2 separate regions of the Homo sapiens genome follow, and region 1 is linked to region 2. A link is a contact called in ENCODE Hi-C or POLR2A ChIA-PET data. All regions are on one chromosome and are shown on one strand. The core of a region is the stretch at or near the end of the contact, and the rest is flanking DNA. Distances in the headings are between cores, read along the strand shown.

Region 1 (4,132 bases), core at 1,559-4,058, 45 kb after region 2:
GGGCCCTTTGCCAACAAATTTATAGGCAGTCCACACACTCTGACACACAGAAACATGGCCCAGGGGCTCTCGTGATCTCCAAAGTTATCCAAATGTCTCCCAAAACATTTACACTTACACAAAACCTCCTCCTTTATCTACATATCTTCCACAATATTTGTAAGTTTTCTCCACGATACACCCTCATCCCATGGAACTTCTCCATAGCAACAGGCTTCTACCTGAATAAGGTTTTGCTACCACTTTTTGGTGGTATTTCAAGCTCTTAAATGGAATTCAGTTGGCATTTTAAAAATCCCACTTATTATTTCCCCTTTTTTAAAAAAGAAACTGCAAAATAACCAAGCTATGTGTAGGCAGCAGACCTCAACTGACCAGTGCCATATTTAGTCATTGTGGTATCTTTCCATACTTCATGATTCAGAGATACATCACCAAGACCAAATCTTATTCCAGAAGTCAGCACTAAAAGGTTTCATATTAACTTTGACTTTAAAAGGGTGTATACTGCTCAGTACCTAGTAACCATGCATACAGTCTTCTGTTCAGGGACATGTCCCTTCTCAGTAGGGTCTGGGTGGCGGCTGAGAGAATGCGCACGATGTCAGATCTGAGGAGGGGGATGGCTCTCTCATTGGAATCCTATTAGAAGGACAGAGAAATTTACTGCAAGGGAATGATAGGGCAGATTGCTGACTTTTTGACACGCAGCCCTTCCTTGCTGGTCTGCAAAGCTCTATCTCAAAATGGGCTGGTTCCTTACACATTACCCATGGAAAGAAGCTATTCAATACGTGCAATGAAAACGCTATCCTTGCAAAAATGAACAAGGACTTTTCACTGGCTACCAGCAAATAATGCCCATGAGTGGCTGAGCTGTCCTCGTACGACAGAACTGCTTGAGATCTATATCCCACCCCTTGGGAAACACCAGTGACTTACCAGAAGAGTACAAATTACTTACCAGACAGGTATAAAATGGGAAGAAAAACAGAACGATTTCCAGATTATTTCTTTGCACAAGAACATTTGAGTCCAACAGGGAGGCACGCAAAGACTTCACCTGTAAACGATCAAACGGCACTAGCATTTTCAGGCTACTCTTTATGGTCATAAAAACGAAAGTAACCTTTCCCGGGAATCTTGAAACTCCTGCGTTATATCACTCAGAAGAGAACCAGCAGCCACAGGTCAGGAGGGTGTGGGTTCTAGCTCTCGAGGCCACAGGCTGCGTGACATCGGAGAAGACGTTCAGCTGCAGACCTCACTGTTCCACGTGAGAGCCGGAGGGGTTTGGACCAGATGGCCGGGTTCTATGATCTCAAATTCTACGATCCCAGAAAGGATCCAACAGGAACCTTAAACTAAAGCTCTGAAGACACATGGGAAAATAATTCCTGATCAATTCAGTAGATATTCTGAGTGTCTTTTCTGAATACAGATAGGTAGACTAGAGATGCATAAGAAATTAGAGCCACAGACAAACGCTCAGAGTTCAGAAGAGGAGAGCTCTTTCAACTGCAGAGAACAATGATGCTCCACGGGAAAGCTGGGCTTGAAGAACAGGAAGGAGCTACACTGAGACCTCGAAGAAGGGCAGGAATGCACAGCCAGGGGGACAGAAGGGAACAGCCGGGAGCAAAGGCACTGTGAGGCCAGGCCCTGTGGCAGTCGTGTGGGAGCGCAGGGCCTGCAGGGAAGAGTGAGGTGCTGTGGCTGGGAGCAGATGGTTAGAATGCTCTTGAGCTTGGACTATAGCTGTTGGCAATGGGAAGTCAGATATTTTTATTTTTTTATTTTCTTTGAGACAGGGTCTTGCTCTGTCACTCAGGCTGGAGTGCAGTGGTGTGATCTTGACTCACTGCAACCTCTGCCACCGGCGTTCAAGCGATTCTCGTGTCTCAGACAGCTGAGTAGCTGGGATTATAGGTGCCCGCCACCATGCTCTGCTAATTTTTTTTGTTTGTTTTTCAGACAGAGTCTCGCTTTGACACCCAGGCTGGAGTGCAGTGGTGCAATCTTAGCTCACTGCAACCCCCGCCTCCCAGGTTCAAGCGATTCCTTTGTCTCAGCCTCCTGAGTAGCTGGGACTACGGGCGCCCATCACCACACCCAGCTCATTTTTGTATTTTTAGTAGAGACGGGGTTTCACCATGTTGGCCAGGGTGGTCTTGAACTCCTGGCCTCAGGTAATCCACCCGCCTCGGCCTCCCAAAGTGCTGAGATTACAGGCATGAGCCACTGCGCCCAGGCTAATTTTTGTATTTTTAATAAACGTGGGGTTTCATCATGTTGGCCCGGCTGCTCTTGACCTCCTGACCTCAAGTGATTCACCTGCCTCAGGGCTCCCAAAGTGCTGAGATTACAGGCATGAGTCACCGCACCCAGCCGGGAAGTCAGACATTTTTAAAGCACAGGATACATATGAGCAAAGCTAGGCTTTCTCCCCATCCCAAATCTCTTAGCAGATTTGGGATGGGAAGAAACCAGTCAGATCCAAGAGTAAGAGACAAGAAGCCAGAGCAGGGCTGAGACGATGGAGAGAAAGAGACAAAGGGGATACTGACGGGGCAGGAAAGGGACGTGTTCATCGGGGTCGCCTGTGTCCTGATCATTGTGCGAGGCGCTTTTCATCCATTTTTCCACCTTGTCATCAGAGAGATCCTGTGAAGCAGGTCTACAACCCCCATTTTGCAAAGAGAAATGGAACCAGAGGGTAATTCACACTCAGCTGCAGATCTTCTCACCTGCGAATTCAATCTGAACACTTTAAGATCAAAGTGTGGGAACACCACCAGGTGGCGAAAGACAGCAAGACACAAAAGCACAAGAGGCAGGTTTGGGGAAAAGAGACAAAGATCTGGGAGGTTACCATTTCTAAGGGCACGAGAAGGGATGTCGTTACCAGGGAAGAGAGCTTCCCTTGAAGGGCCTGGAGATGGATACCTGGGGGACCCCAATAATTTAGGTTTGAGAGCAGCCAATGGAGACAAGAGAGGAGGGGGAGGACGCCAAGGGAGGAGGGGGTTTCCATGTGTGAGTGGGCAGTGGCCCCCGTGACACAGGACAGAGGAAGGAAACAAAGACCCGCCAATGCAGCAGACCCTCTGCGTGCAGAGGCCGTCTGAGCGCCGTGTGCAGCTAAGCACATTTCTGCAAAGCCAGGGGCCTCCAGAAGGGACCTCTGAGGGTGTGAACACTTATTTGAATGTATGAATCTTAATGCCACTTTGGGAGGCCGCGGTGGGTGGATCACCCGCCAGGCAGGCAGTTCGAGACCATCCTGGCCAACATGGTGAAACCCCATCTCTACTAAAAACACAAAAATTAGCCGGGCATGGTGGTGGGTGCCTGTAATCCCAGCTACTCGGGAGGCTGAGAGAGGAGAATTGCTTGAACCCGGGAGGCGAAGCTTGCAGTGAGTCGAGGTTGTGCCACTGCACCCCAGCCTCGGCGACAGAGCGAGACTCCGTCTCAAAACAAAAACAAAAACAAAAAAAACCTTAATGCATATGTTAAAAAAGCCACCACCAGCCTCAACTGCACAAGGCCTCCTTCTCGCCTTGCTCAGCCGTTCGTTACCCAGACTTAAGCTTGGTGCACCTCCCTTTCCTGGATGTCCCTTTGCAGCTTCAGTGACAACCTGCCCATGAGGATGCTGTGCCCACATGTCGCCTCCTCCCCATGCCCTGTGAGGAACACAGCACCCACCGTGAGTTGGTGATTGGTCCCCAGCATGTACTTCTGCTCCCGGCCGGGGGCATCCCTGTTGATGTGGCCCACCACGAAGACTGAGGCAGGGAGGCGGATGGACGGGCTGGCCAGGACGCTCCCCCAGAGGGCGGTGTAAAACACCTCTTTGCCAACCACCAGCGACAGTCTCAGGAGCAGAGCATCCGTTCTGTTGATGAGAGAGGATAGGGTTCAAGGGCTCGCCCCATCTTCCCGAGTCCCACTGCACACTGCTCTGCGAATGCTGCATGAAGAACCACAGCGGATTCGCCTGGCTGGGGAAGCCCCACCTTCCTCATCGCCGGGAGCCGCTGCCATCTCTCACCCTGCTGTGTGTGTCCACCTGCTGGCTGTCACACTGACCCTGGATTTGCCAAAACCAATGTCACTAGGCAGCGCG
Region 2 (3,637 bases), core at 419-2,918:
CACAGTTGTTTTTTTTTTTCCAGATATAGAACTGTGTTAGTCCTCTTGTGACTGGCTTATTTCATTCAACTTAATGTCTTCAAGGTTCATCCATGTTGAGGATCTGACATCCATGTTGTGTAGCACGTGTCAGAATTTCATTCCTCTCGAGGCTGAGTACTAACGCGCTGCACGCACAGATCTCACTTTGTTATCCGCACACCCACTGAGACACACAGGGATTGCGTCCACCTTTTGGCTGCTGTGAATAATGCTGCTATGAACATCGGTACACAAACACCTGTTCAAGTATAGCTATATTTTTTAATAATCACTTTTTCCATTGCACGAATTTTCTTTTTTTTGGACAGGGTCTCACTCTGTCACCCAGGCTGGAGTGCAGTGGCTCAATCATAGCTCACTGCAACCTCGAACTCCTGTGCTCAACTGATCCTCCTGTCTCAGCCTCCCAAGTGGCTGGGACTACAGGTGTGCACTACCACACCCAGCTAATTTTTAAATTTACTGTAGAGATGATGTCTCCCTACATTGCCCAGGCTGGTCTCGAACTCCTGGACTAAAGTGCTAGGACTACAGGCATGAGCCACCATGCCCGGCCCCCCTAATTTTCATTTAGATTATTCTTAAATTTTTGCTAACTGTATGATTTTAAACTGTTCGACAGAAGGCAATTATTTCAAGATTGAAATAAATCCCTGGTTTTTATTAAATTAGTTAATTAAGAGCAAAACAGCTCTGCTGCTTTCAATGATGAAGACTGCTTTGGTAAAAACAGAAATAGAAGACTCTAAGGGAATGCAAATATTAAACCACACAGCTTGCCCTGTTTTAAATCCACCGTGTATAATTGAAGAAGCTCTCTAGACAACATGGGCCCTCCAGGCTGCTGTAATGAAATTGAGCAGAAAAATTACAAGGAACTTCTCGGTTCAATGACATCACCCTGAAGGTTTCTGTTTCACAGCAGCCAGATGAAATCTCCTCTTTCTCAGAGTGTCTATCATTAGTTATGTTCTCTGACATTTATTTTCTACCTTTATAAAAAATTATGCAGCCAGGCATGGTGGCTCTCGCCCGTAATCCCAGCACTTTGGGAGGCCGAGGCAGGAGGATTGCTTGAGCCTAGGAGTTCCAGACCAGCCTGGGCAATGTGGCAAACCCCGTCACTACAAAAAATATAAAAATTAGCCAGGTGTGGTGGTGTGCATGTGTGGTCTCAGCTATTTGGGAAGATCATTTGAGCCTGGGGAGGTCGAGGCTATGGTGAGCTGTGATTGTGCCACTGCACTGCAGCCTGGGTGACAGTGAGATCCTGTCTTAAAAAAAAAAAAGTTTTAAAAAAAATTATGCAAATTTTGGCCGGGCACGGTGGCTCACGCCTGTAATCCCAGGACTTCGGGAGGCCAAGGCAAGTGGAGTTCAAGACCAGTCTGGCCAACATAGCAAAATCCCGTCTCTACTAAAAGAAAAAAAAAAATACAAAAATTAGCCGGGCTTGGTGGTGCGCACCTGTAATCCCAGCTACTCAGGAAGCTGAGACACAAGAATCACTTGAACCCCAGGGGCGGGGTTGCAGTGGGCTGAGATTGCACCACTGTACTCCAGCCTGGGCGACAAAGTGAGACTTCATCTCGAAAAAACTAAACAAAACAAAACAAAACCAAAAGTTAGCCAGGAGTGATAGCATGCACCTGTACTCCCAGCTACCCAGGAGGCTGAGGCACAAGAATCACTTGAGCCCAGGAGGTGGAGGTTGCAATGAGCTGAGATCGCACCACTGCACTCCAGCCTGGGTGACAGAGTGAAACTGTGTCTCAAAAAAAAAAAAAAAAAAAAGTTACACAAATTTTAATTTGCCCTTGACAAAGACTCTCTCCTTGAGCTGATTCTAGCTAGGCTCCTCTGAGCCCTCTGCTTGACAAATGATTCTGTCCACCCCCACAGCCCCAAACAACACTAGCATGGATCCCTAGGATGGGGACACCAGTCCTCTTCAAACACTTGTCCGAGAAAGCTCAAGGTTGCCAAATAATTTACTGTTTGTTCCTGCGAGACCCCTGACCTCCCTTTCTTAGAGCATTTTCTTTTAAGTTTACAATGATAAATACTTTCTCTGTCCCTTTGAGATGTGTATGTGTCTCCCACAACCTAGGAATGTGTTTCTCAAGGACCTGGGAGCCATCCCTTTGAAACAGAATCATCAAGAAAGACAGAGTCTCGATCTCCCAGCCTCTGTGGGAGGGTAGGAGCCTCATTTGGATAAGCCCCAGTTAGCAAACCCAGATGGCCTAATCACATCTATGGACTGAGCAGCCTCCCCACCTGCTCTTTTGTAATTTTCTACTTCTCCAACTCTCCTTAAACTTCCTGCTCCTTCCCCCTCCCTCCTCCCTCATCCTTTCCCAGTCATCTCCACACAAATCTAAACTGAACCCAACACTTTCCCTTACCGCAGTGGTTATTGAATCACATCTGTCTTTACCATCTTTCACTAGAGTCTGGTTTTGTTTATCTTTGGCATCTTTATGGCTGCGAGCTCCTTGAGGCAGGTGCCATTTCCTCTTTCTAAAGATTTTATTCCACTTGGTGCCCAGAAGGCGCTAACCCATGTACCAGGCAGTGTCCTCAGCAGCAGGGTACAAGGAATGAGAGCCCCTGACCTCAGGCAGTTCCCAACTTAAAAAAGAAGCACCAGATCTTCATAGGTCTCCCCCAAAGCACAGCAAACAGCACCTCCACTTCACTACCCCAAGCATTCCCACTAGCTCTTGTTACCTATCCTTCCCTCCCAAACACGATTTATAAGGAAGTAGAGTTATGACAAATGCCACCCACTAATCTGCAGAAGCCCAGAGGCTTCCCCAGGCTCCTCACCTCATCACCCCCTTTGACTTGGGGTGGCCTCTTCACCACCTCCTTCACCAGGTGCAGCAGCGTGTCAGTCTGCAGGGTGCTGAGTGCACACACCAAGTCGACAAGGGTTAGCTGGGATGCACTTGCCGTTGGGATAATCTGCCAAGAAAAAAAAAAGTTCCTTGAAAGCTTATAGAGAGAAAGTAAAAATAAGGATGACACATCCTTATTGTATTCTACAGTAGTCGTCCCTGGAGAAATCAATCTGTTTTCATCTCTTTTTTTTTTTTTTTGAAACACGGTCTCACTCTGTCACCCAGGCTGGAGTGCAGTGGTGCGATCTTGGCCACCACCACGCCCAGCTAAGTTTTGTATTTTTAGTAGAGATGAGGTTTCGCCATGTTGGCTAGGCTGGTCTCAAACTCCCGACCTCAGGTGATCTGCCCGCCTCGGTCTTCCAAAGTGCTGGGATTACAGGCATGAGCCGCCACCGCGCCCGGCCTGTTTTAATCTCTTAAACAAACATTTCCTATTGAACTAGGTAAAGGCTCCACCCAGGGGAACAACATAATTTGATACAAATTAGGAATAAAAGGTGCAGGCCATGATGGGGCTGTAATAGTGGTATGTTTGAATTTAGTAGAAAGCATTTTAGAAACAAATATACTAAATTTGAAGGAAACAAGAGATGGAATCAAAAATACGAAGACAGGAAGTAAAAACAGATAAACCAGGCTCCCATTTGCTAGCCTTGGAAGGAAAGCCCTGGTATGGGAGGCATATT

The links. A loop is a pair of places that touch in the nucleus more often than their neighbours do. ChIA-PET counts read pairs that join two places held with the same protein, here RNA polymerase II (POLR2A). Pooled maps may share reads with other maps.
Region 1: a pooled map shows a loop between it and region 2 (3-fold over the local background). The contact joins two enhancer-like sites. A Hi-C loop is called at or near these places in 6 of 168 maps with a recorded cell type or tissue (DLD1, K562, astrocyte of the cerebellum and 3 more), 1 of 37 single-sample maps with no recorded cell type and 4 of 50 pooled maps. POLR2A ChIA-PET finds 5 or more read pairs at or near these places in 10 of 52 experiments (AG04449, AG04450, GM10248 and 7 more).

What each region holds. Positions count from the first base shown.
Region 1 is chr21:36,208,484-36,212,615 of GRCh38, reverse strand. DOP1B (DOP1 leucine zipper like protein B) reads right to left here. Exons shown (of 37, transcript NM_001320714.2): 5 at 3,712-3,901; 6 at 965-1,063; 7 at 519-642. Among named protein-coding and RNA genes, the nearest start is that of DOP1B, 54 kb to the right of the region's middle. RefSeq lists an enhancer at 1,112-2,046 and a silencer at 2,651-2,945. Within about 2 kb of position 2,808, at least 6 of the 41 ENCODE cell types and tissues checked have a DNase peak (open chromatin) inside an H3K27ac peak, as active enhancers do.
Region 2 is chr21:36,253,147-36,256,783 of GRCh38, reverse strand. It overlaps DOP1B (DOP1 leucine zipper like protein B), which reads right to left. Exons shown (of 37, transcript NM_001320714.2): 23 at 2,875-3,012. Among named protein-coding and RNA genes, the nearest start is that of MORC3, 65 kb to the left of the region's middle. RefSeq lists enhancers at 814-863, 2,634-2,733. Within about 2 kb of position 1,668, at least 3 of the 41 ENCODE cell types and tissues checked have a DNase peak (open chromatin) inside an H3K27ac peak, as active enhancers do.